Linked DNA regions of Homo sapiens: regions 2 and 3 are each linked to region 1. Evidence: chromatin loops called from intact Hi-C (ENCODE). Cell type or tissue: PC-3. All regions are shown on one strand.

What was found. Peaks named below come from ENCODE experiments on the same cell type or tissue, not always from the same donor. Only the 100,000 strongest peaks of a DNase experiment are listed, where the experiment ranks them.
Region 2: it touches region 1 in a loop (8-fold over the local background); 6 of 110 quality-filtered maps call a loop at or near these places.
Region 3: it touches region 1 in a loop (7-fold over the local background); 10 of 110 quality-filtered maps call a loop at or near these places.

The regions. Positions count from the first base shown.
Region 1 is chr14:37,114,251-37,122,250 of GRCh38, forward strand. The region is part of intron 1 of SLC25A21 (solute carrier family 25 member 21); the gene reads right to left. Among named protein-coding and RNA genes, the nearest start is that of SLC25A21-AS1, 54 kb to the right of the region's middle. In PC-3, a CTCF peak has its summit at 3,495; DNase peaks (open chromatin) are centred at 2,911 and 3,471; H3K4me3 peaks cover 945 bases; H3K27ac peaks cover 3,462 bases.
Region 2 is chr14:36,768,361-36,776,360 of GRCh38, forward strand. The region is part of intron 3 of SLC25A21 (solute carrier family 25 member 21); the gene reads right to left. Among named protein-coding and RNA genes, the nearest start is that of PAX9, 110 kb to the left of the region's middle. In PC-3, CTCF peaks have their summits at 4,835 and 5,037; DNase peaks (open chromatin) are centred at 4,901 and 5,361.
Region 3 is chr14:36,651,154-36,659,153 of GRCh38, forward strand. It overlaps LOC105370455 (a long non-coding RNA gene), which reads right to left and starts at 7,596. Exons shown (of 2, transcript XR_943758.3): 1 at 7,391-7,596; 2 at 2,639-4,305. It also overlaps a transcript of PAX9 not described here. RefSeq lists enhancers at 2,792-3,530, 4,937-5,006, 5,007-5,744. In PC-3, CTCF peaks have their summits at 4,920 (motif pointing right), 5,125 and 6,529; DNase peaks (open chromatin) are centred at 1,858, 4,908 and 5,208; H3K4me3 peaks cover 2,749 bases.

The DNA.
Region 1 (8,000 bases):
CAAAAGTAGGATGACTATTTCTGGCAAAATGTTCAAACCACATTAAGCCCTAATTTGAAATGATGTTTGAAAGAAAGCAATGCAACTAGGACCAATTTATTTGTACAGCAACTAAAAACTGAACTTACTAGACATATTTAAGAGATGGAAGCAATTAAATGTGTTTGTTTTCTAAATAGACCAAGTATATTAGAAACTTTGAAGGCAAGAAAAATCCCACTTTACTAGACTCAATCATTTGTTGCTGCGCAATACTTAAATCATTTTCTTTAGTAGTCCTCTGAGGTTGTTCTAGTAAAACACGCTATTTTTAAGAGGGAATAAACAATCTGTTTAATTTCACATTATCAATATATCATAGAATTTCTTTCTAGTTAGCAGCATGTAGAAGTATGAAATCGCTGTGAGAAAGTGTGAGACAACCTTTTTTTTGCTGGTATGTGTGATCCTTACAGAAAACCAATTCCTGTTGTTTACACATTCAAATGTTTGTCAGACTCTTCTGCAAACCAGTGGTGCAGAGAGTCATTTTTATGGCGGGGGGGGAATTGGTGGTTTTCATTGGTGGTTTTCATTCTTGTTTTTCAAAAAGATGAATTTCGATGTTTTCTCCTTGTATTCAAATCAAGTTTCTATGGTAGTCTGAAAAAATTCAGGTAAAATTATGTCATCTGAATCCTCTTATGTACATACCTAGACACAGATTTAGCATTTCAGCTAAAGATAACAATTGTTCTGGCTCCAAGGAGACTGAAATAGTGACATTTGTACCCAAAATAATATCTGGCTCCAAATGTGGGATGGCCAGATAACAGAATATCATCAAGTCTTTGGCTAATATATGTACCATGACCACTCAATCAAAGAGAGTTTCTTTGAGACCAAGTGTCCTAGACGTTCTGGCATCTTTTGCCCGGGGATATATCCTACAAGCCTGGCTAAGAAAGGTGGCTCTTTACACACCATAATGAAGACCAGGCCCAGGAGGGCAGCACCGCCAAGGTCCCACTGAAGTTTGCCAAGAATTGATGCTACGGAGTATTGAAAACAGGACAGGGCCCTGTCAGTTCTCCTGCTCTGCATCACTAGTTTGCAGAAGAGTCTGACAAATATCTGAATGAATAAACAACAACAGGAATTTGTTTTCTGTGAGGATCACACATACCAGCAAAAATACATGAGGACGGCCCCTGCATGGAAGACACAGGAAAGACTGAGAGGAAAAAAGAGAAAACTCTAATTTTTTAATCTCATTCCAGCATAACTCCAAAGAACTCAAGGGCTCTCCTCAGGGTTTATTTACTTTATGCAAAAACACTAACAATTCAATATTGCTAACAGTGGTGGTTCCTCCTAGAAATCCATCTAGGGCTAGGAGATGTATTTGACTTTGATATGTGCCTATTCAAGCTGCTGAGAAAAGAATTAAGGAAATGTTCCTTAAAGAGAGGAGCAGCCTGAAACATATTCACAAGGCTAAAATACTGGTGAGACAACTAAAGCATGACCAAAACATCAACTTCAATGAATTGCTTCATTTCAAACTAGTATAAGATTTCATATATAGCAAGTGTAAAATATTTTAATTGAGCTAAAAACCAATGAATGTTTCAGATCCCATAACTGTAATATTCAGCACTTTGGCTAAAGTATTTAAAGATTAAACGTTTCTTCTACTTAAAAACTACATTAAGAATGAAAATACAAATAATACATTAAATAAAAATACATTTTAAAGAAATTCACATTATATTTATCTATGTAAAACTGAACTTGTCCCAGGGAACAATCCTGCTTTAACAGAAAGGATAAGAAAACTCAAAGAGTTTTGAAGTATTGGCTTTAAAAAAAAACAACTAAAACTTACTAAGCAAGAATAGTCATAAAATTTAAATCACTCAGCAAGCACTAAGCGAATACATGTTATATGTAAGACACTGTAAACTTCAATTTTCATAACACACAGCACATGTACAATACCCTCTCTCAAGATGAGCTTGGTACCACATATACAGACCTATGTCCCACTCCGGGTAGATAATCTTTCACTGGCCTCTTCTCAGTTGGAATTTACAATTTACTACCTTACAATGCATATACATTCACTTTGTGTGCATCTTACAACACTTAAGATACAATGGTACTACAAGGCATATTTGACTTTCTCTAACTTCAGCATTACATTTGAAGTCCTTGGACATGTTATTGAAAGCCCTTACTAGGCAGACCTTTCCAAACTAACCAGAACATATCCTTTTAATAAAAAATAATAGCTATGTTCTCATTTTCAAAGTTTGTGATTAAAACCTACAGTGAAAGAATCCAGCTGAGAAAAAATTTCCTTTTGGTTCAAAAAAAAATAATGTCATTAAATTTATCGGAACAATATGAAATGAAGATGTTGTTGTTGGGTCCTTCACTTATAATAGAAACCAAATATGCTTGCTGGCTTAGTTAAATCCACAAATTATTTGTCACATAACATTTCAACAACAATTTTGAACATATAAAAGTTAAGGTACCAAAGAAAATCCCACTGTCAATGATAATCAAACTAAACAACTACACATCTTTTTGTATGTGATTTAATTGCCCAGATTTCAAAGAAAGCCACATAATCTTATGAGTTAAAATATTTCTTTTTCTTATTTTAAGCATGGCAGGACAGCTTTTCAAAACATAACTTGTAGTATTGGGTGCCATTCCAACTACCAATTCAGATCCTTTGACATGGCGGCTCAGTTTGCTAATCTTGGCTTATACTTTTAAAAACAACTTACTACAACTTTACGTGGTAGCATTCTGTTTTTCTTATAGTTTATAGCTGAAAAATGTACTCTTTAATTACTCTTGATATTGACAAAGGGCACTGTGACTCATTTTATTTTTCAACATAGAGCTAAAAGGTACATGAATCATCCTTTTGAAATTTGGAATGCAGGCAAAACAGTGGCTGTGAATGGAGTCTAAGTAAATAATTCCTCTCATCATCTAAACTTTTTTTCAGGGCATCAGCACTAGAAAAAGTCATTTTCTTAGCAGTAGCTTATTGCCCTAAAAAAGAAATGGTGAAAAATTTATTCCCAGAGCACAGTTTATTTACCATAAGATGTGGCTCAGTAAAGTGTTTTGTATGTTGGAAATGTAAAGTTAATTCTTCCTGTCAAAGCCTTAGGAAAACAGGCACATCGTAAACATACTTTTGCATTTTAGAGCTGGCTCTCTTTATTTTAGAAGAGAGTTTTTTCTATACATCCCTTAAGTCGGCATTCTTAGATGTGTAGAAATGAGAATAAGTAATTTAATAGTATCCTGGTATGACAGATCTAATATAACATATACTAGAGTACGTTTTTCACTCTCCACATGGGAATACAAAGAGGGAGAGGGGGGAAGTGTAGAAAATAAAATCCCAAGAGATGAAACTGATACCTCTCTATGAAGAACTTTTAAGCTCCTTCAAATAGTGGGGTTAAGTCACTGCCAAGGCTCAATACTGCCATCTCCTTCCTAAATGCAGAAATACATAAGCAATCTGAGGATAAAAATACAGGATCACAAAGCAAAAAGTAGTTACTGGATACATAAAATTCACCAAACATAGTTTTTTTTTGTTTGTTTTTTTTTTTTGTCATTTTGGTAGGAAGTCCAATCACTAAAGATAGTTTAAAAACTTTATTAAATTAACAAATATTTTAAGACTACAAAATGATTCTTTTTTGTATGGATTCCCCTCCTCCCAAAAAGCTTAATTTATAGTTTAAATGATAATAGCCCTCCCCAGAAACTAAACCACCTTTGCAAAACTAATGAAAGGCCACCAAGTTAGGAGGATGGTAGGAACCCGAATTATACTAACGTACAGATGTAATGGATTACCAGCCATTATTCCAGAGGTCACAATATTTGCAGCTTCTCCAACCACTCCTGCAGATAACACCACTATTGTTAGAACCTAAGAATGGACTTTTGAGATGTCTTTTCAGGTTTTTGCATTTCTGACAACTGATGGCTCCACCCAGATCCACCAACAAGTCCTGTGGCCCCACCTAGAAGCAGACTCAGCAAACAGGAAGACCATTTTCCACAGCTCTGTGATTGTACCCCCAAACAATCAGCAGCTCCCATTCCCCAGCCACCTGCCTCCTCCCAACTATTTTTGAAAAACTCTAGCCTCCAAATTTTTAGGGAGGCTGATTTGAGTAATAATAAAACTCCGCTCTCCTGTTTAACTGGTTCTGAATATGTAAAGCTCTTTCTCTATTGCAGTTCCCCTGCCTTGATAAATTGGCTTTATCTGGGCAGTGGGTAAGAAGAACCCATTGAGTGGTTACACTATTATTGATAATAGTCCAACTTATTTTTCTTATTTTAAAAGATATTTAAGGATTGAGACAACTACTAAGGAAGTACATAAAACCAACCTTAAATTTAAGCAGAGTAATTCCCTGGACTATCTTTTCTTTAGGGTTTTTATACTTATTCCTTGACTCCCATGGTTTCCTTACCTAGTAATTGATTCCTGAAAATCCACCATTACAATAATTTTTTTTTAATTTAAAGGTTTTTTCAGAGGCATTTGAACCAGAGTGACTCCATCTTGAACACAGGCTGGGTAAAATAAGTCTGACACCTACTGGGCTGCATTCCCAGGAGGTTAGGCATTCTAAGTCACAGGATGAGATACAAGCTTAGCACAAGATACAAGTCACAAAGATCCTGCCGATAAAACAGCATGCAGTTAAGAAGCTGGCCAAATCCAACCAAAACCAAGATGGTGATGGAAGTGACCTCCAGTAATCCTCACTGCTCATTATACACTAATTATAATGCATTGGCTTGCTAAAGGACACTCCCACTGGCGCCATGACAGTTTACAAATGCCATGGCAACATCCAGAAGTTACCCTAGATGGTCGAAAAAGGAGAAGAAGCCTCAGTTCCAGGAACTGCCTGCCCCTTTCACAGAAAACTCATAAATCCACCCCTTGCTTAGCATAGAATCAAGAAATAACTAGGCCAGGCACAGTGGCTCATGCCTGTAATCCCAGCACTTTGGGAAGCTGAGGCAGGTGGATCACTTGAGGTCAGGCATTCGAGACCAGCCTGGCCAACATGGTGAAGCCTCATCCCTACTAAAAATACAAAAATTATCCAGGCGTGGTGGTGTGGTGGCATGGGCCTATAATCCCAGCTACTCAGGAGGCTGAGGCAGGAGAATTGCTTGAACCTGGGAGATGGAGGTTGCAGTAAGCCAAGATAGTGCCACTATACTCCAGCCTAGGCGACAGAGTGAGACACCATAAAAAAAAAGAAAAAAGAAAAAAGAAAAGAAAAGAACTATAAGCATAATCAGTTGAGCAGCCCACGCCGCTGCTCTGCCTATGGAGTAGCCACTATTTATTCCTTTACTTCCTAATAAACTTGCTTTCACTTTATTCTATATTCTATGGATTTGCCCCAAATTCTTTCTTGTGTGAGGTCCAAGAACCGTCTCTTGGGGTCTGGATGGGAACCCCTTTCTGGTAACCATTTCAGCTCTATTAAAATGAAAATAGCTCACAGAGAGGTAAATATGTAATACAGCATCAACTACAAAGATCTTACTGTACACTGTTCTCAGGTAGGGTGGCAGCAAGTTCCTACCTAAAGATAAAGGTGAAAATGATATGATATGATATCTGCCACAATGATACGAGTGGCAGAAGGAGATTCAATGTTCAGACTTTAGAAATAGAAAATAAGATGGAAACATTTCTGTGAATCTATCAAAAGAAGAACATACTTTACATAAATCATAAGAATTATATTAAAATTTCACCACAGAAATAAAATAATCATAATATTTTTATACCTTCTAAATTTAATAATTCAAAACGTCAAGACAGCTTTTTCTTTAAGTAAACTATGGAATGAAATCAGGCTCAGGAGAAGATTTTCCCTTCCTTTAAAAACTGCCAATCTTTATACAAAAGTCACTGGAGCAAATTATCTCCTCACCCACCACCTCCAAGTTTTTAATCAACATGTGTTTTAAACATTTTGGCTTTAGACCTTTTCATAAAAAGCATATATTGTACATGTGTGTAATGTCATTTGAAAGAATACGTCTTACAAAGTTACTATTAATGTGTTGCAAAAAGTAAATATGACATGTTTTTAAATGACCAAAGGGGACTTACTTCATGTTCATCAATACTGCCTTCAGTCCTCCAATAAATCAGTGGTGACTTTAAGTCCTTTCTGCCTTTTATCCAGAGTTAGAAAGAAAGAACACCAAAACAGCTGCCAAACTCCACAATGCAGAGGATGGGAGAGACTACCCATGAAGCATAAGGAGCACCAGATCTGACTGCTTTGCCTTGGGCCCTTGAACCAAAAGACACTGCGCACTACAAGCTGTGGGCCATTCCTAAGCTTAGTTACCGGGCATGTCAGCTCAACTGTGGGGAAAAAGGTGGTGAAATAAAAACATCCAGAGCTGGGGTGTTTTCTCTTGTGCCCTCTTCTTGGTGGTGTTACCATTGGAAAGCTGAGCAATGAGAGAAAAGTATCCAGAAGTTTCTCCATATATAAATCAGTAAAAAGACACATTCTGCTCCTTGAAGAGAGAGAATGTCCTAATTGGTATAAGTACTGCCAGCCACATCCTTCCACTCTTTCCTCTTATAAGGGGAAAATTGAGAGAGCTGTTGTGGATGCTATAAACGTGAGACCACTTGCTAATTGAGGACAACCTGAAGCTAATAAATGGGCTGAGTAAACATTTCTTCGCAAAAAGTATTATGACCAAGGTCTTTTAACCTTAAGTGACCTGAAGAAATGTCCCAAAGGGCAAACTGAAAGTGATCATGTACCCTTTAAAAGTGACTTTCAAACTTTTTCAGAACTTGCGCCAGGCAAAAAGCTTAACAACCACACTTGCTCCTAGACACAGCTCATGAAAATTATTGAAAAGATTAGTCCAGAATTTTCATGCTACCTTATTAGAATGGTTACATCCAGTTATTTGGTCCTTTCTTTTGGCCGATTACATGACAGGGCACGATTTTTCCCCTGAGATAAATTGTGTGAACATGAGTTCAATTAATTTAATACTCCTAATCTCACTGACCTATTGAGTGGAAACAAAATGACATGTCAGTGCGGATAGGGGAGGGAAATGTAAAGAGTGAGGGAGGTACAAAACAAGTTAACATGTGGATACCAGCATATAATTTGTTTTTGTTTTTTATTTTGTTTTAAGTGCAGATTCTGGCCAGGAACGATGGCTCACAACAGTAGTCCCAACACTTTGGGAGGCTGAGGTGGGCAGATCACTTGAGGCCAAGAGTTTGAAACCAGCCTGGCCAACACGGTGAAATCTCATCTCTACTAAAAATACAAAAATTAGCTGGGTGTGGTGGTGGGTGCCTGTAATCCCAGCTACTTGGGAGGCTGAGGCAGGAAAAATTGCTTTATTCTGGGAGGTGGAGGTTGCAGTGAGCCAAGATCGCGCCACTGCACTCCAGCCTGAGCGACGGAACGAGACTCCATCTCAAAAAGAACCAAAAAAAAACAAAGCAAAAAGTGTTGTTTCTATTAAATGCCATGAGTGGGGAATTCACGCCGGAGAAACTCATCCCATCTCATCTTATGCTCCAATCCTTTCTTTCAAGAACCATCTCGTGAGAGTCCTTCATCAAGTGTCCCCTAATGCCCAGAGACAGCAATAAACCCATCTCCCCTGATGATAGTCTCTCTCTATCCTTTTATCAGTTTTATATAACATTTTTATTTCTTGAGGTACTCAACCACCTTATCTCCAGAACCTTTAATATGCTAACATACATTGCTAATCTTTAACAGGAGGATATAGTGTACCTTTTTTCCCAAACTTATTTAACTAGAAACTTTTTTCTAAAGTGTACCTTGCAGGACTAATGTCCTACCAAACACACTTTGGAAAATATGCTTTAGGTTAAGAAGAACTCTTTAACGTTTTTCAGTGCATCTGTTTAA
Region 2 (8,000 bases), 350 kb before region 1:
AACCAGAATTGGTAAGCTGACAATGACTTGAGTTTGATTACCAATTTTTTTAATTATTAAAATTTTTATTAAAATGATTTCAATGAAACTTTTTAATAGCACTGCATCTCTCTGTCATTCTCACCCCACCGTCGCCTCTTCTGACATACACAGGCTTTCTAATTGTGGCTGCAGCATCCCTACTATATATGTAATCCCTCAGGCTGGGGCAATAAGCCACAAATTGCTTTCAGCTGACTGAAAGTTGCTTTCAGACAGACCTGGATCCAAATCTCTTCAGGTTCTGTGACATTAGGCAGGTTACTTAACTGCACTAAATCTTACCTTCCATGTCTGCAAAGTAATACGGCAATGGAAGTCATATTATAAGGTTGTTTAGAAGAGAAAATGAGTTAATGCACGGACAAAGCTAGCACAAGACCTGGTTAAGTACCTGATAAAGGATAGCTACTGGCTGGGTGGCATGGCTCAAGCCTGTAATTTCAGCACTTTGGAAGGCTGAGGCAGAAGGACTGCTTGAGGCCAGGAGTTCAAGGTCAGCTTGAGCAACAAAGTGAGACCTCTGTCTCTACCAAAAAAAAAAAAAACAAAAACCTATATCTATCTATATCTATATCTATATCTGTATCTATATTTACTGTAACAATCACTTCAAGGTAATTAAAAACTCATGTGCTAGACTGTCTTTATACTGCCTTCACAAAGCAATGTGACATTGCCTGATGCAATGCCACCTGGTATTGCTGCAGCTGTGGATAAGGGACATAGGTGATGTGGCATTACTGAAGTGTCAAGGGATAACACACTCTATTTGGCAGTGTGATCACGGGGCTCCTCCTCAGATAATGCAATTCAAGTTTATTTGTCTTAGTTTTCTATCGTGGTGCTTTTGAATATTTCTATTCTATTTCCAACAATGACAATTTTATTTTCTCCCTCTGGGAATTGTCAGGGCAGGCATGTTCTTCCTCTCCCTTCAATATTCTCACGAATGGAAGAACTTGTTCTTGAAAGAGTTGTCAATAGCTCTTCAAGTATTGCTGTTTTAAAAACTATCAGTTTTGAAGGTGGTTCAGAATTTAGAAAATTTTAATGTAGCACCATTGGAAAATGATTTAAATTAAAAATACTAGTGATTACAAAACAAAGCTAAATTCCTAAAAATCCCTAAAAATCCCGAGGAGAATCTACTCTCTTCATATTATTTTTTCCATATTCTACAAATGCTTAACAAGGATGGCAATTTATCTTTGCGTGGTGCATGTTTACATTTTTCTCCTCCCAAGGGTGTATTAGGATTTTTAACTTTCCCTTTTTGCTTAAAATTCTTTTTAAAATATGTAGACTCATATTTTTCCTACAAAAATAGAATTCATGACAAGAAAACTGAAGATATCTCTCAGAATATGAAACCTCAAATGTCACTGAAATACTTAAATTCTAATGTCATTTCTATTTTTACATTTCTTTAATTAAGATTTCTTACTCTTACACCTCTTTGGGAACTACAATTACTTTCTACCATATTTAGTGTTGTATCCTCACAGGGCCTATCATGGATCCTTGTGTGAAGAAGGCACAGTCCACATTTCCCATCAAGTCAGAGACTTTGGTATCTTTGAGAGCGGCAGCCACATATCTGTAGTAAGCCATCTAGAATCCATCCTTCCCCAGTCAATGGGCTCTAGTCTAGACCAAGCTTGGAACATAAATAGCCTTGCTCGCACTATTCACAATAACAAAGACATGGAGTCAACCTAAGTGTCCATCAATGGTGGACTGGATAAAGAAAATGTGGTACATATACACCATGGAATACCGCACAGCCATAAAAAGAGCAAAATCATGTCCTTTGCAGCAACATGGATGCAGCTGGAGGTCATCATCCTAGGCAAATTAACACAGGAACAGAAAACCAACTACCACATGTTCTTACCTATAAGTGGGCGCTAAATATTTAGTACTCATGGACATAAAGATGGCAACAATAGACATTGGGGACTTCTAGAGGTGGGAGGGAAGGAGGGAGAGACAAGGGCTGAAAAACTGTTGGATAATATGCTCACTACCTGGGTGATGGGATCATGTGTACTACAAACCTCAGTATCACGCAATACATGTACAGTAACAAGCCTGTACATGTACCTCCTGAATCTAAAATAAAAGTTGAAATTATAAAAGAAAAATAAGAATCGTCCTGCTTGGTTTACATCTATTTCAGAAAGCATTACACTATATATACACAGCATTTGTTGTTGATTACTTGTGATTTCTGGTGATTTCTATAAAACGTTAGACATCAGGCTCTTGGTGAGGCATATAATCCCCTATTACAACTGTTTCTATGAGGAAATCAGACTTGACTTATGTCTTTCTTACTTAGGTTACCTTTACTGGGAGTGTAGGAAGATTTGGAGACTGCCTGGATTTCATTTTGCCATATATAATTATGTTATGTGTATAATCAGTCTTAAAAACTTGTTGGCCATATTCTATTACTCTTGTAGCCTTCTTGACTTTGTGCATATCTGTTTTATTTAGACGTTGTTTAACTTATACTCTGGTGTCCACCTTATGCTTACATGTAATACTAGTACACCTCTCCTCCTTATCAAGAAGTGTAAATACAAAGGCCCTTCTTGGGATCAGATCTAAGATGCTGCATTTTGACTCCACAGTACAGTAACTGATATGTCAACATTCCACTGTGATAAACAAGAGGTGAAGATGTAGGTTTTCAAGAATAATCTCTTGTTAGATCAACTTTTGTTATCTGACAGCCCATCTGGTCTTTGGCCTGGCTGAAATATTTAAATCTTTAATATGCTTTTAAAGAATTATTGCCTAATATTTCCTTTAATTTGTAAACCTCAGCATTCTTCAAGTACTGTATGAGTCTTACAAAAACAGAAACACTACAACTAAAAAAAAAGATACAAAATAAATCACTGATTTAATCGTATTTTTGCAATTGTCATTTTTGGATGATAGCCAAGAATAGATTTTTTTTTGGTGGCACTTATGAGTGCAAAGTACAACTCCTTCCATTGTTATCAGAACAAAGATCACTTACTTTGAATGGCTCAAGGTATGTAAACACAGCTGGTCCAATAGCTTGAGTGGCAATGAAATACAGTGCCACGGAAGAGATGGGTTCATGGGTGACGCAAGGACTCAGACGCTCTTGTGCAAAAAGCCCAGAGGCCACAGTTTGTCTACTCCTGACTATGAGGACAAACTTGAACTCTCTAGAGAAGAGTTTCTCTCTTGCTAAACCATATAGTTTTAGAACTATATATAGTTTATTAGATTTCCCAGACAAGCAAAATTTCAAAACATTTGGGGGACTTTTATATAAAGTTGCCAACTTTTAATCTTGCCAAGCAAGAAACATAAAAAAAAAAAAACTACTGTCTCCATCATTTTATTAAAAGGGCATTTTAACATAAAAATATTAATAAGGAATAGCCCTTTAAATTGAATACATCTGAGCTTTACAAAAAAACTCCATCTTCTCATTTTGCCCTGTACCGAAGAACATTTTGTACACAGACTCTGGTGTCTGGGCTCATTGGGCCTCATCTGTGTCTGATAATTGCTGATGACCAACGAACAGAGGTCTGAGCTCGCGAGCAGCATAAGGTGGGGCACACCATTTTCCTTGGGGCCAACGAACAGGAAAGTTTGCCAAACCCTAAGATTTCACATTCCTAGATTGTGCCACTTCACGGCCACAGCTGGGCCACAGAGCACTGCTTACAGGCCATATGGACTCTGTCAGGAGCAAGTTTTGCCCCAAAAGCCTACATAGGAAGTGAAAAGGGAGAGCTCTTGTAGCCTGGCACTCAGCAGCCATATTTCAAGTGTAGCAGAAGCAAAACAAGGGAAAATTTTAAATTTAAAATCTCATTCAGACCTTCCAAAACACGTTTGTAAATCCTTGATATTTGCAAGGGCTAAATCCTGAGACATAAAAAAATCTCCAAATCCGTGAACATGGAGATATTTGCACAGGCTTCTGGCTTTTTCCAAGAATGATTTCTTTTGAAACATATGCATTTCCAAAGTCTATCTCTTCCCACACCAAGTCAATGTTTTTGAAAGATTTATTCATGTTTTATCTTTCATAGGATGACTACTTTTCTTTTTCATAGAAATCAAGTTTTTAATCACCCTAAGAGTTAGTGCTTATGTGAAGAGCAGAGAACAAAAAAAATCTGATTGGAGAGGGATGTTGGGCGGCTGACTAGGCTAACACACTAGCTCCTCAATCACTCCCTAACACTAGCTTCAAAGTACATATGATTCGAATTTGAACCTCAGCAAAACTGCCAATTAACACATCACAAACCTTCATGGTCGATTGCAAATATTCAAAACCTAGAGTGTTAAATCTGTGAATACCAAGGCTCCCCTGCATAGTTCTCTGGCAGTTCAGTGTTACATAATTTGGGGTGAGAAACCCAGGTTGCTGTTGGGAATGGTAACAATCAATAACTACATCTTCCTTTGTTGCAATTCTAAGCACAGTAAAATAAAAGCATAATATGTTTTTAAAAATGAACATACCGATTGCCTATACAAATTGCCTCATTTTCACTATGAACTGGCTTGGTGATAAATGGAAATTATGAATTAAGAGATTGGGAGATTGCTGAACACCGTTCAGAAGAAAAAGATGGTGAAAGTTCTCTTTTTCTGCTGCAGTACTATGCTAAAGAAAAAATATCTCACATTTACCAGCATTCTTGAGGATTTCATGTTCTTTCAAAATAAACTTAAAATACTTTGCTTGGTTGCATGCACGATGACAGATTTCGAGAAGGAAAAAAAAAAAATCAGCTACCAGCCACTGGGTGGCTAAACAACCATGTAGAATGTTGTGTCTTCTCAGCTGTGAGTGATGAGTCAGACCCGTCAGACTCTGCTGTGATAAGGGCCTGCCATCTAGGGCATCTCACATTACCAAAGCCATATCAATTAACATTCATCTGGGAGGACCCCTAAAGGCTTATAACTGATAAGCCACAACTAGAATATGTGATGGAGAAAGACTCTGTGCTTGTCTCATCCTCAGATTTCTTTGGTCTCAGAGAGAATATGTTCAAAAGTTTAAAATGCAAAAACAACATGGATCTATTGAGTATTAATTTGAAATCTAGAACTGTATTTTGAATAAGGTATAAAAGAAGAAAAACAAATGATCCTTGTCTTAAAAGAGCCCAAAATCTTGTTGTGTTGACAAAAAGCAGCATACTAACAGCAAATATAATAGTAACATTTTCTGAATTACTATTTACTGACTCACCAGAGATCCACCAGTGCAGTTTTGCTTAATCCTCATGATAACCCTATGTGGAGAGTTCTCACGTTGTCAACAGGATAGAGATGAGAAGACAGAGGCTTAGAGAAGTTAAATAACTTACCCAGCCAGGTCTCTATGACTCCAAAGCACATGCTCTTGCCCATTACATCATCCATTATAGATACATACATCCATTCATAATGGTAGGGAAAAACGGAATTGCAACAAGATGATGGTTCAAAGGTATTCACGGATGCTTTTTGTAATGAATACACATGAGTTATGTTTCATGTCCATCTGATGGACATTTGTAGATGTCTTGAGTTAATATGTCTACTTCTGCTGAGCAGATGAGAGGAATTCCCAGATACCAGCTCCAATGCCACACTCCTTCCTCTATGGAGGGAACTTCTAGGAGTGCTTTCTTTGTGTTCCCCCAATAGCACGTCCCCTTTTACCATTTATTCAGTGATTTATGTAGTTGTTATAATTCTCTATTAGACTGCAAGCTCTTGTACAAAAAGGATTTGGTTGCTTTCTTAATATTTAGCAAGTGTTTTATATATAATAGAAACTCGACATTTGTAAATGCTAGTGGTCTAATCAATTACTCAGCAGGTATGGGGAGTAGTCAACTAACATGTGCTCTTGGTTTCTTTGATTATATTTTAAGTTTCTGCAAAGTGCTTCAGCTTATGTGTTAGCAGATATTCCATGTGACATTGCAGAAACTATTCAAAAAGTTTATTTCTCAGTACTTTTCCTGAGATTACTTCTGGGAAAGCCAGTATGAGGAAAAGAACTGATAGATCGTTAGGTAGATTTTGATAATATATTCTGGACTCCAAATTCTAAGATGAACAGAAGGCTTTATATCCATCTTATTAACACAGGTTGAGTTTATTTTAGAGACTTTTTTTTTTTAAGACAGGGTCTCTGTTGCCCAGGCTGGAGGGCAGTGGTGTGATCAAGGCTCACTGCAGCCTTAATCTCCTGGGCTCAAGGATCCTCCCCCTCAGCCTCCTGAGTAGCTGGGATGACAGGCATGTGCCACCACACCCAGCTAATTTGTTATTTTTTGTAGAGAACAAGGTCTTGCTATGTTGCTCAGGCTGTAGAGACTCTTTTTAAATGAAAAACAAAGAGGTAAAATAAGGACTCGGATTTCTTACCTTAGTAATATATATTGTGTTGTGTCAATTCTCTTGTCATTTTATTTACACAAACTGATACAAATTAAAGCAAAAAGCTAATGTTTCTATTTTAGAAATAACGACAATTTAAAATATTTTAATAAAAGTCTAAAAACTTTTGAATTAATTCCAGTGGTACTTATGTACAATATAATTTTAATCACTTTTATAGCATAATAAAATTAATAAGTATAATAACAGTAATTACACACTCATTCTTATCTTCATGAGATGGTATTCCCTTCACTCAATAGTTGCATATGGAGAATTCTGTAATTGCTTATTTCCAAAGAACTGTTTGAGTAGAACTTAGTCCCATAGGACTTATAAAAAGAAGTATGTTCGCTTTACTGAAAGGGTGAGTGCTTGCCACTCAGGAAATCAATATAGAAAAGGGGAAGAATAGAAACTCAGTCCTGTGTTTAAGCTTGGTTCCCAGAATATTTAGATAGATTCACTCTTATGAGCTACACACAATAAGAACTGTCTAAAGTAACCAGGGAAGTGAAGTTTGTACAGCCCTCCCGAAAAAAATCGTTTCCCAGCTAATTTATATAATATTACAAATTGACAAATAGTTAAGGGCTTCCCAAATCAAACACAGTCAACTGTGGTTATAGAAAACAAAAAAACACTGATTTGAGCATTGGGCTGCCTCTAGGAGGGCATCTGCTGAGCACGGGGTCTTTCATTGCTAAAGTCCCTGGCATAGACATCAAGAGCAAGACTTCGAATAATGGGTGGGTATAAAATCCAATCTCCCATTGAAAGGATAAGAGTCTTTTATAGTTCATAACCGAGCAACCAACAATTAACTATACTTGCCTGTCCCCAAATAGAGGGGCACTCACTCTACTTTCTCCCGTTGTTAAAGGCTGTGAGTGACCTTTGTGCCAGTTGCCTACATTTAATGAGGATTTAAGTTCTTCCACTTTGCACTCATCAATACTAGCCATCCTATTTAACAGGTGCCCTACCCCCACCCAAATACCCTGGCCTAATACTTCCTTGACTCCTTAATTTCAAAATTCTTTACCACTACCTCATTTTTGCAACCTGTTCCCAAGGCCTGGACATTGGATCACCTGGAATTGAGATACCTGGAGACACTAAGGGTTACCACCTCATTTTTCTATCCTTGCCCTACCACTTTCACTGCTTTGGTTCAATAATACCTGCTTTTCAACCTCATCCACACTTTCTCATTTAATCTCTCCCACTAATTCCAGTCTATTGGAACTTCTCTTGGAAGAGGGGAATTCCTCTTTTTGTACTCTTGGTACATTGTTTTTTTTTCACAACCACACTCAATCCATCAATTCTTGAAACTTTGAAACTTCCCACCAACTGCTTTCTTTTTTCTTTTTCTTTCTTTCTTTCTTTTTTTTTTTTTTTTGAGATGGAGTCTCGCTTTGTGGCCCAGGCTGGAGTGCAGTGGCTCGATCTCGGCTCACTGCAAGCTCCGCCTCCCGGGTTCACGCCATTCTCCTGCCTCAGCCTCC
Region 3 (8,000 bases), 460 kb before region 1:
TCTCCCCTTTTCATCTTCCTTCTCAAAATACTGTTCTTCACCCAAGAACCAGCTATTCAGACTCTCTATCTTGATTTTCACTGTTGTCACAGTAATATATAATGATCCCCATTCTGCTCTACCTAAGTATTATATTTACCAGAAAGTTGTGGTTATCAAAGAAGCATCCATTTGGATTCACCTTTCTGAACTACCCCTCTTATACTATATTCTGGGGAAGGCATGGAAATGACCTGAGTTGATTTCTAAAGTGTTTTTCATGTCAAAAAATCATAAGGGACAGTACATCATGCACACACTTCCTTTTCTTATATTCTGTTTTGTTCAAAGACATTAGAAAATGTTCACGAGACACCATGTCCTCCTTCAAATACTTTCCTGAGTTATCTGGTTAATTGAGGCTTAGCTGTATAATGAGAAGCATGTCTTCAGGAGGGCTTTAAAATATATGTTTGGGATTTTTTTTGGACAGCTGGGTGATAGAGTTGTGAAATCCCAAATTATGCCTTGAGTTCTGGTGACACGTCCAGGCTGCCTAGCTTTGCCTTCATCATTTTTATTGACACAAAAAATGTTCCTATAGAGGAAAAAAAGTGCAGCTTTTATGTAGTGATATCCAAGTGTATGTTATTCATTCCTTTTACAAAACTCAATGTATATTTTGCCCTAAGGGTATATATTTCTCCATGAGACTAATTGCTCTAATAGAAATAATGATGTCTCCTATGTACCTAATACCTTTATCCCCCAAAACCCTCATGTGCCTTAGCAGTTACATGATGAAACACACAGATCATGTGCATGTTGTGGCCAGAAGCCATGGCTCAACTTACACACAACTCTACCAGGTTAACCCTCTGTTTTCTGTGTGTGTGTGTATATGTGTGTGTATATATATATACGCTTTGATGTAAGAGAAACAGAAAGTCTTAAGTAATTTTGTTTCACAGCCAAAATATTATAGATAAGTCTGGTTGTAAAAGAAAACTCATACTTTTAGCTACTTTAAAATTGAAAGAAGAGGTAGGGAAGACTTTTTCTGGAAGTTATAATCCTTATATGAGCTATGTCTGAATTTTCAGAATACAATTTAAATAACACATCTTTCTACTGACTGTATTTTTTCCTCTTGGGAAAACTGGATGGATAAATGTTAAATTCTAAAATAAAAATTGGGGAAGGGTTGAAGAAAATATACCTACTTACATCAATTACCATTGAAGAACTTCATTTTGTATCAGAGTTGGAGAAATGTATAGCACTGATCTAGAATGCTACAGCTGGATTTAGAGAGTTTTAGGTACCTGGAAAATCTTCGAGGTATTTACGGTGTCTCTCTCTTGTTTTGAATTGCTTTTGGTTACCTATAAGTTAATTTGCTTTCTTTAAGTTTTAAATCCATTTGCCAATGCATGCAGTATAGTACTTTCATCTAGCAAGAAAGTGCTAAAATCTACTGGCATGAAACATTCAAACTGCAAATGGAAAATCTGCCCAGTCAGGTGGTGCTCCAGCATTTCCCCTTTAAAACACAGCAGCAGCAGTGCCTGGTTGCTGGAACTGGTTGTTGGCTTTGCTGGGGAGGCTTGTAAATGTACCATGCATTATACAGCCTGGGAAGCAGGGTGATTTGGACAGACTAAAAGAATTTTGACTTTTCTATGTTCTGACTTTCAGGGATTTAATTTTTAGCCTTAAACTGGCATTATGAAGGTTTTTTACATGGAGTAATGGGATCATTATTTCTTTTCCTAGTGAAAGGGGTGTCTCCAAGAATGGAAACATGTGGCAGGGCAGAACTCAATCCCAGAGGAATTGAATATGAATCACTCAGGCAATAAAAACTGCTAAGGGAATCTGTGTTGTCAGCTTGCCAGAACATCAGATTCACACCTCTGGTCCTGCAGGAAGGTGATATGGGGCTTTTCAAAGGTCCCCTGTGGCCATGACCTTGGTTTTCTATCCTTCTAAGGAGTGGCTCACTGGTCAGCCAATGTATTGGGCTGGCATTTTGATCCTGCAGGAAATAGAACTAGCCTTCTTCCCCAATCCTCTATATCCACCCTAGGAGTCTGACAAGAATGGTAGCCTCAGTGGTATGGCTGCATCATGCATAGGACACTGGTCCAGCATTTCTGGTGCTAATCTCTGGTTTTGCAATCCTTCCTCTCCCCCCTGCAGCCATTAAATTTACAGTCTGAATATGGCATAGAAACAGAACCCAAACTGTAGCACTTTAATGCGTAAGAACTGCAGTAAACAGAACTGTAGGAATTGGAACAATACACGAAGGATTAGTATTGTCTAAAAACCCTTCTTTATTTTTCTAAATTTTCTGCTCAAGAGATTTCTTTGTCCTTTTTGTCTACTATGCCCTTCCTTGCTAATTAGTCTGATTTTTATTAAATGTCCTGCCAGTAATATGATTTTTATTAAATGCACTACCAAAATGGATTACGCAATGACATTATGAACTTAAACATCTTTAAGATTTAAAAATGTGTAGGTAGCTTCACTGAATAAACAACACTTTACAAATTATTTTTTACCTCTGTGCAAAGGACAGTGCATCTGTTGAAGAAAACCAGCAACACTTGCTTGATTCCCGCCCCCACCAAAAAAAATGGGCTAATTCATATTAATTTAAAAACATTTTATTGATGAAAAATGTGAATCATATGCAAGCAGCCTTTTCCCCCCCTCTCTCGTTAGAAAAAAACACAACAGTTTGTACCTGCTGGCAAAATTGGTTTACTCTGCAAAGATGGTACTGTGTTTTACCCCTCCTGGCTTATTAAAGAGTTAAACACTTTTGAAATTATATTTATTTCATTTTTACATTTCTCTTCCTTAGCCTCTGTGTGTCCATTGAAAACATTGTTGGGTCCTTTAACAATTTTCCTAGAACTGCCTTCCAATCGTGTCCATGGAGAGGTGGTTATACTCTGTTCTCCCAGTGGCTCAGACACGCAGCTTGTCTAGAAAGCCACAGCCGCTGTGGAGGAGGTAAGAGGTCAGCTCTTTCGTTGGTCCTGGTGAGGGTAAAATTTTTAGGCAGGAGGAGCACTGACTGGCAAAGGGAAGAGGAAAGGGTTCGCCCTGGACCCCACAAATCCGCCTCTTGGAGCAAACAGCCTGCAGGTAGAGGGGCCTATTAGAGCCTGCCCAGTTCCCGGGAGGGCCAACCCCAGCCAGTAAGAAGACCTGAGGCGTAGGATCCCTGCGCAGGAGGTTGCAGGAATGCCCCCGCTAGCCGCAAGGTTCCTGCTGGCCTGTAGAGCTTTCGTGATCCCCGCCAAGATGCGAACAGTAAGGTCCTCGTATGGATCGCAGTTTTTGTCCGAAACCTGAAAACACTAACTTGGGATTTCGCAGTTCTGGCCCTCGGGCCCGCCTCGGAGGCGCACCCCCAATCCCCACGGAACGAATTCCGCGGCTAAAATGCATTTTCCCAAGGCAGTAAAAGTGACCCCTGCACCTAACAACCTTTGGGCTTTCTCTTCTCCTGACTACCACCTCTCGCAGGGTGCGCTGAAATCTCTTTATCGTTATCGTTTTTTATAAATGAAATGATTTATTTATTCGCTGTTTGCAGGGAATGAAAGGAGTTGATCCTGACTCCAAGATGCATTCCAAAGAAAGAAAACGCAACTGTAGCCCGGACTCCGCGGAGGAAGGCCAACTGACTCCACTACGTGCACTTCCGAGCCACTTGGGCCCAGCTAGCTGTGTTAATTATGGGTTCTAATTTTATTGCAACTCGGCACCTCCTGGTTTGTTCCCACTATAGTGGTCTTAAAAAGAAACACACACAGGCATACCCCAGAATGAATCCCCGGGAAGGCAAAGGTAGATTTTTTCGGTGCTTGAGTTGATGCTCTGAGAGCGCGCTGAGAGTCTCGGGCATGTCTTGGCACTCTTGGAAACAAATTGCAGCCAAGAGCACGGTTCTTCCGGTCCTCTCCTTGCTCCTCTGTGCGCCGCTCGGCCGCGGGACTCCTGGAACATGTTGTGCACCGCCCGAGTGGCTGCGGACCTCACCTCGACGCCCTGGATAGCCGGGGCCAGGAGGAGACGAGCAGGCAGTCTCCCGCCCTCACCTAGTCAGCTGCGACCTCCGCGGCGTGGACTCTTGGCCAGCAGTGAGGAGGACAAGGTTGCAGATCCTCTTTGCTGCGGGTTCTGGGTCCGGCCTTGGGCGGCATTCTGTCTTCTAAAGTGTGGAGGTGGGTAGAAGAGTGTCCACTTTCAGTGTAGACACCTGAGGTATGGGGGCTTCTTTGGGGGCTCCAGCGTGAGCTGCTCCTGCAGATTAGGGAAATGGAGAGAACAACAATGGGGACATGGTGGAATTCAGATTTCCCCCTGTTAATTAACAATATGATTTCGCTTAGTCCAAGTGTCTTCTGTGTTCTTATTTAATGTCTCTTGTAAAATGGGAACTAGAATAATACCTCCTTGGTATGGTTGTTGTGTTTGACGTGAGCCCTCAACAAATGGTAGGATGAACTGGAGAAGAATGGGTCCATCACTCCCCACACCCTTCCCTGCAGAGCTTCTTTGCTGTCTCCAGCTCTCCCGCCCTGACGCAAGGACAGCTCACAACCAGTGTCCTTGAGTAGCCCCTGGGGGCCGCAAGAGAATCCGCCCGGTAGGGCATAGAAGATGGGTTTTCGGTGAATCGTGAAAAGACATGATCGGGTTTCCCTTGGAGCATGGTGGAGAATGATGCGGAGCCTTGGGGTCAATGGAGAGTTGAGGGTGCAGAGGGATCTGAAAGGGGGAACCAAAAATATCGGGCTTTGAAATTCTGTGGATTTTCAAAGGCGGTTCCCAACCTTGTCAAAAACTACAGTGGGTGCGCGATCTAATCTGGCTCCTATAGGTGGCGCTGTGACAAGGTGCGGTGGCCGGGAGAGGCGGCTGGGGGACTCGAAGACTGCGGGAAATTTTCTGCGACTCCGACGCTAACCCGCTGCTCCCAGCCTCCGCTTCCTGTTTTCGAGGGATTAGCTAGGACTGTGCAACACCAGTCTCCGCTCTCGGAGTCGGCACGGGGGCTGGTGGGTGGCGGGATGAACTCGGGGAAGGCGACAGGCTGGAAACGCAGCTCCTCGACTTTGCAGCGCACCAACCCCCTATCGCCCCGTCCGCTGCTCAGGTGCGAGGATTCGCCAGACGCCACAGGACTGGGGGCGACTCGCAAGGGCATCATGCCACCTAGAGGAAACGCGCAGTGAGTGAGCCCTGGGTCACTGAAAATGGGAGAACGTTCGAGTCGGTCAAGATGACTCCGGCCTGCGAGTTGATTCAGACTCCTCGGAAGCCAGAAATTGGGTCTAGAGTGGGTTGGTCCCTCCGTCAGCAGTTCGGGCCCAGCCGAAGCTTGGGGCCTAGAGGGCAGACGTCCGGCTCTGATCAGAGTACAGCGGGCTGGGCCTGGCAGCCTGCAGGCAACCTGGACCTTGCAATAAAGCTGCATTCAACATAACTCAGACCACAGTGGGAGCCCCCGAAGGGCTTCATGTGAGTCCCGAAACCAGAGTTTAGAGGCGCGGCCTGGTTCTCGTTTATCTTTTCCAGACAGCATTTAGGCCAATAAGGTCTTTGAAAGGAGGCAGCCCCAAAGCCCTCAGGCCGACACCTGAGGGCAGGGTCTCAAACAGCTGTGCTTGAAGAACCGGCAATCTTGCTTTTCCCACACGCAGCTGCACCTCTCCTGAGCGCTGCAGCTGATGGCTGTATAGTGACCACGGACTGCGTCCTCCTCACGAAGCTGCGCAACTTCTGCTAATGCTGCAACCCTGGCAAGACGAAATCCCCCTCCCTCTGGCTAGATCAGCCCAGCCTCCCCTCAGGGACCTTCCTGCCCCTCCCTACCCCTCCCTACCCCTAGGCCGCTCCCCCCTTCCTCTGTTGGGATCCGATCCTTGTTCGCTCTTGCAATCCCGCAGCCCGGAGTTTTGCCCCGTGCATTAAAACATGTTCTCTTTCATTTGCAGATTTAATAAACAAACGTAACCATATCACATGGAGCTCCACACTGTCCTTCTGAAAGCAATTCCGCTGTTGAAAACTGAAAAATGGGTGTAATTTGCTTTCAGAAAGTAATGTTAGGGTCACGGCAATTTCTCGGGCCGTTATTTATTTTTACTTTAAAGTCTTTAGGAAAGATTTGCTTATATGCTCGGAAAACTTCCAAATGCGCGAATACCAGCAATCCCGCTCGCCTTCAACGCGTGGGGTAAGGGGGGGTGGGGAACAATTACTGAGTGACGCTAATATGGGGAAACTGAAAAGAAATGTCGATTGTTTTTATTGTAATAGAAGGAGTGAGCAAACAGAAAAACCAACCCCGGGTGATCGGAAACAGGCAGGCGGAGAATTAAAAGCGGGTTTCAGACAGCAACAGGCCCCTCCCCTGCTCTCGCAAGGAGAAAGCGGGCGACGAGCGCTCGCAGCCCGTGGGGCTGATCCCACCTCCCGCAGGGCTCCGGTCGTGTCGCTGTCGGACCGCAGAACGCCGGGACGCATTTCCGAGCTCGGGCCCGACCCAACCCGCTGCCATTCTAGCTACCTAGTGGAGCCGCGGAGAGACTCTTGAACCGTGAGGCTCCTTGATGAGAAGGTGGAGAGGCTGCCGGGCTATTCTCCGAGCATCTTCCGGCCGAGCTCTGCTCCTCTCCGTGCGCTTGCGGCTTCTCCTTGGGCTAGCGCGTCCGCAGTCCCTCCAAGTCCAGGCCGCAGGTCAGTGTGCGGGCGCCTCCTGTCCTCCTCTCCCACCAGAGGACCCCTGAGGGCTGTCTCCATCCCCAATCCCCGCGACTGCTCCTTTTAGCCGCCATCCCCTCCCGCAGCGCAGATCCTGCAGGGGCCAGCGGTCCAGGGCGGACCCTCCCTCGCCCTGGGCGCGGGGCGAGCTTCTGGCTGTCACTTGCCGCTGCAGTTTCAGGGAAACTCAGCTGGCCGCTTACCCTGCAAGACGGGGACATAGCAGAGGGCCGAGTTCTGGAGAAGCTGGGCTTGTTTTTCTCTCTGCACCGCGCGCAATGCCCCAACTGACCCTGAAGGGTCTTGCCTTTACTGCATTTGCCCCCAGACGGCTAGAAGTCAATGCACTATGAAAATCCCAGTCCCGGACCTCGGACTCTGGCTGTCTTACAATCCCTGCAACTCCTCCGAGTGGACAAGAGGCGGGCACCGTCGCCTGGGCCTCGCTTGGGGGGGGGGGGTCCTGTCCCCAGCAGGGGGCAAGTTGGAGGAATCAGCTCCTTAATATTTTCTGCTAGCTCTGCTTGTCATAACTGCAACTCGGAATAGAACAACCTCTCTCCCGTGCATACGCACCCCCAACTCTCGCCCTATCCTCCCATCCACAGTCATCACTGACCTGTAGACCCGGAGGAGCAGGCTTCCGGGGGTCGGTCCAGGTTGGGGATACAGGGAGGGGTCCTCGCGTTCCGCACAACCTGTAGTGCTTGGGTCTGACTTCGGCAGCCCTCGGGTACAGTCTGCCGGGCTAGATTCCCGTTGCTTCTCCGCGTCTCTCCGCGGGCCGCTCTAGCGCCGGGAAGGGGGCGCCGCAGGTGACTGCCCGCGGCACTGGGACGGCTGACAGATTTATGGAGACTTCACAGCATCTGGCTGGGGTCCGCGAGGGCAGGGCGGAGTCCGGTCGATCCGATGCTGGGGTCTAAAGCTTCCCCAGCCACACGCCTGGGCCGAGTCGCCCCCAGAGTCCCCGGCCCCTGCTCCCCTTGGGCGGGTGTACACAAGGATCCGGCCAGCGCCGAGTGTACTGGTTCCTCCCACCCAGTGTAGCCCCCTCCTTCACACTCTCGGCCCGGCTTCCAGTCTCCCACTGAGTAAATATTTATCCAGAGAGCGAGTCGCCCCTCGGAGGAGGCCTCGACGCGGCTAGGGAAAGGCTTTTTGGCTTCTCCCTGGCCTGAGCCAGCTGCAGGCCTTACTGGTGTTTTGGTTTTGGTCTTAAATTTCTC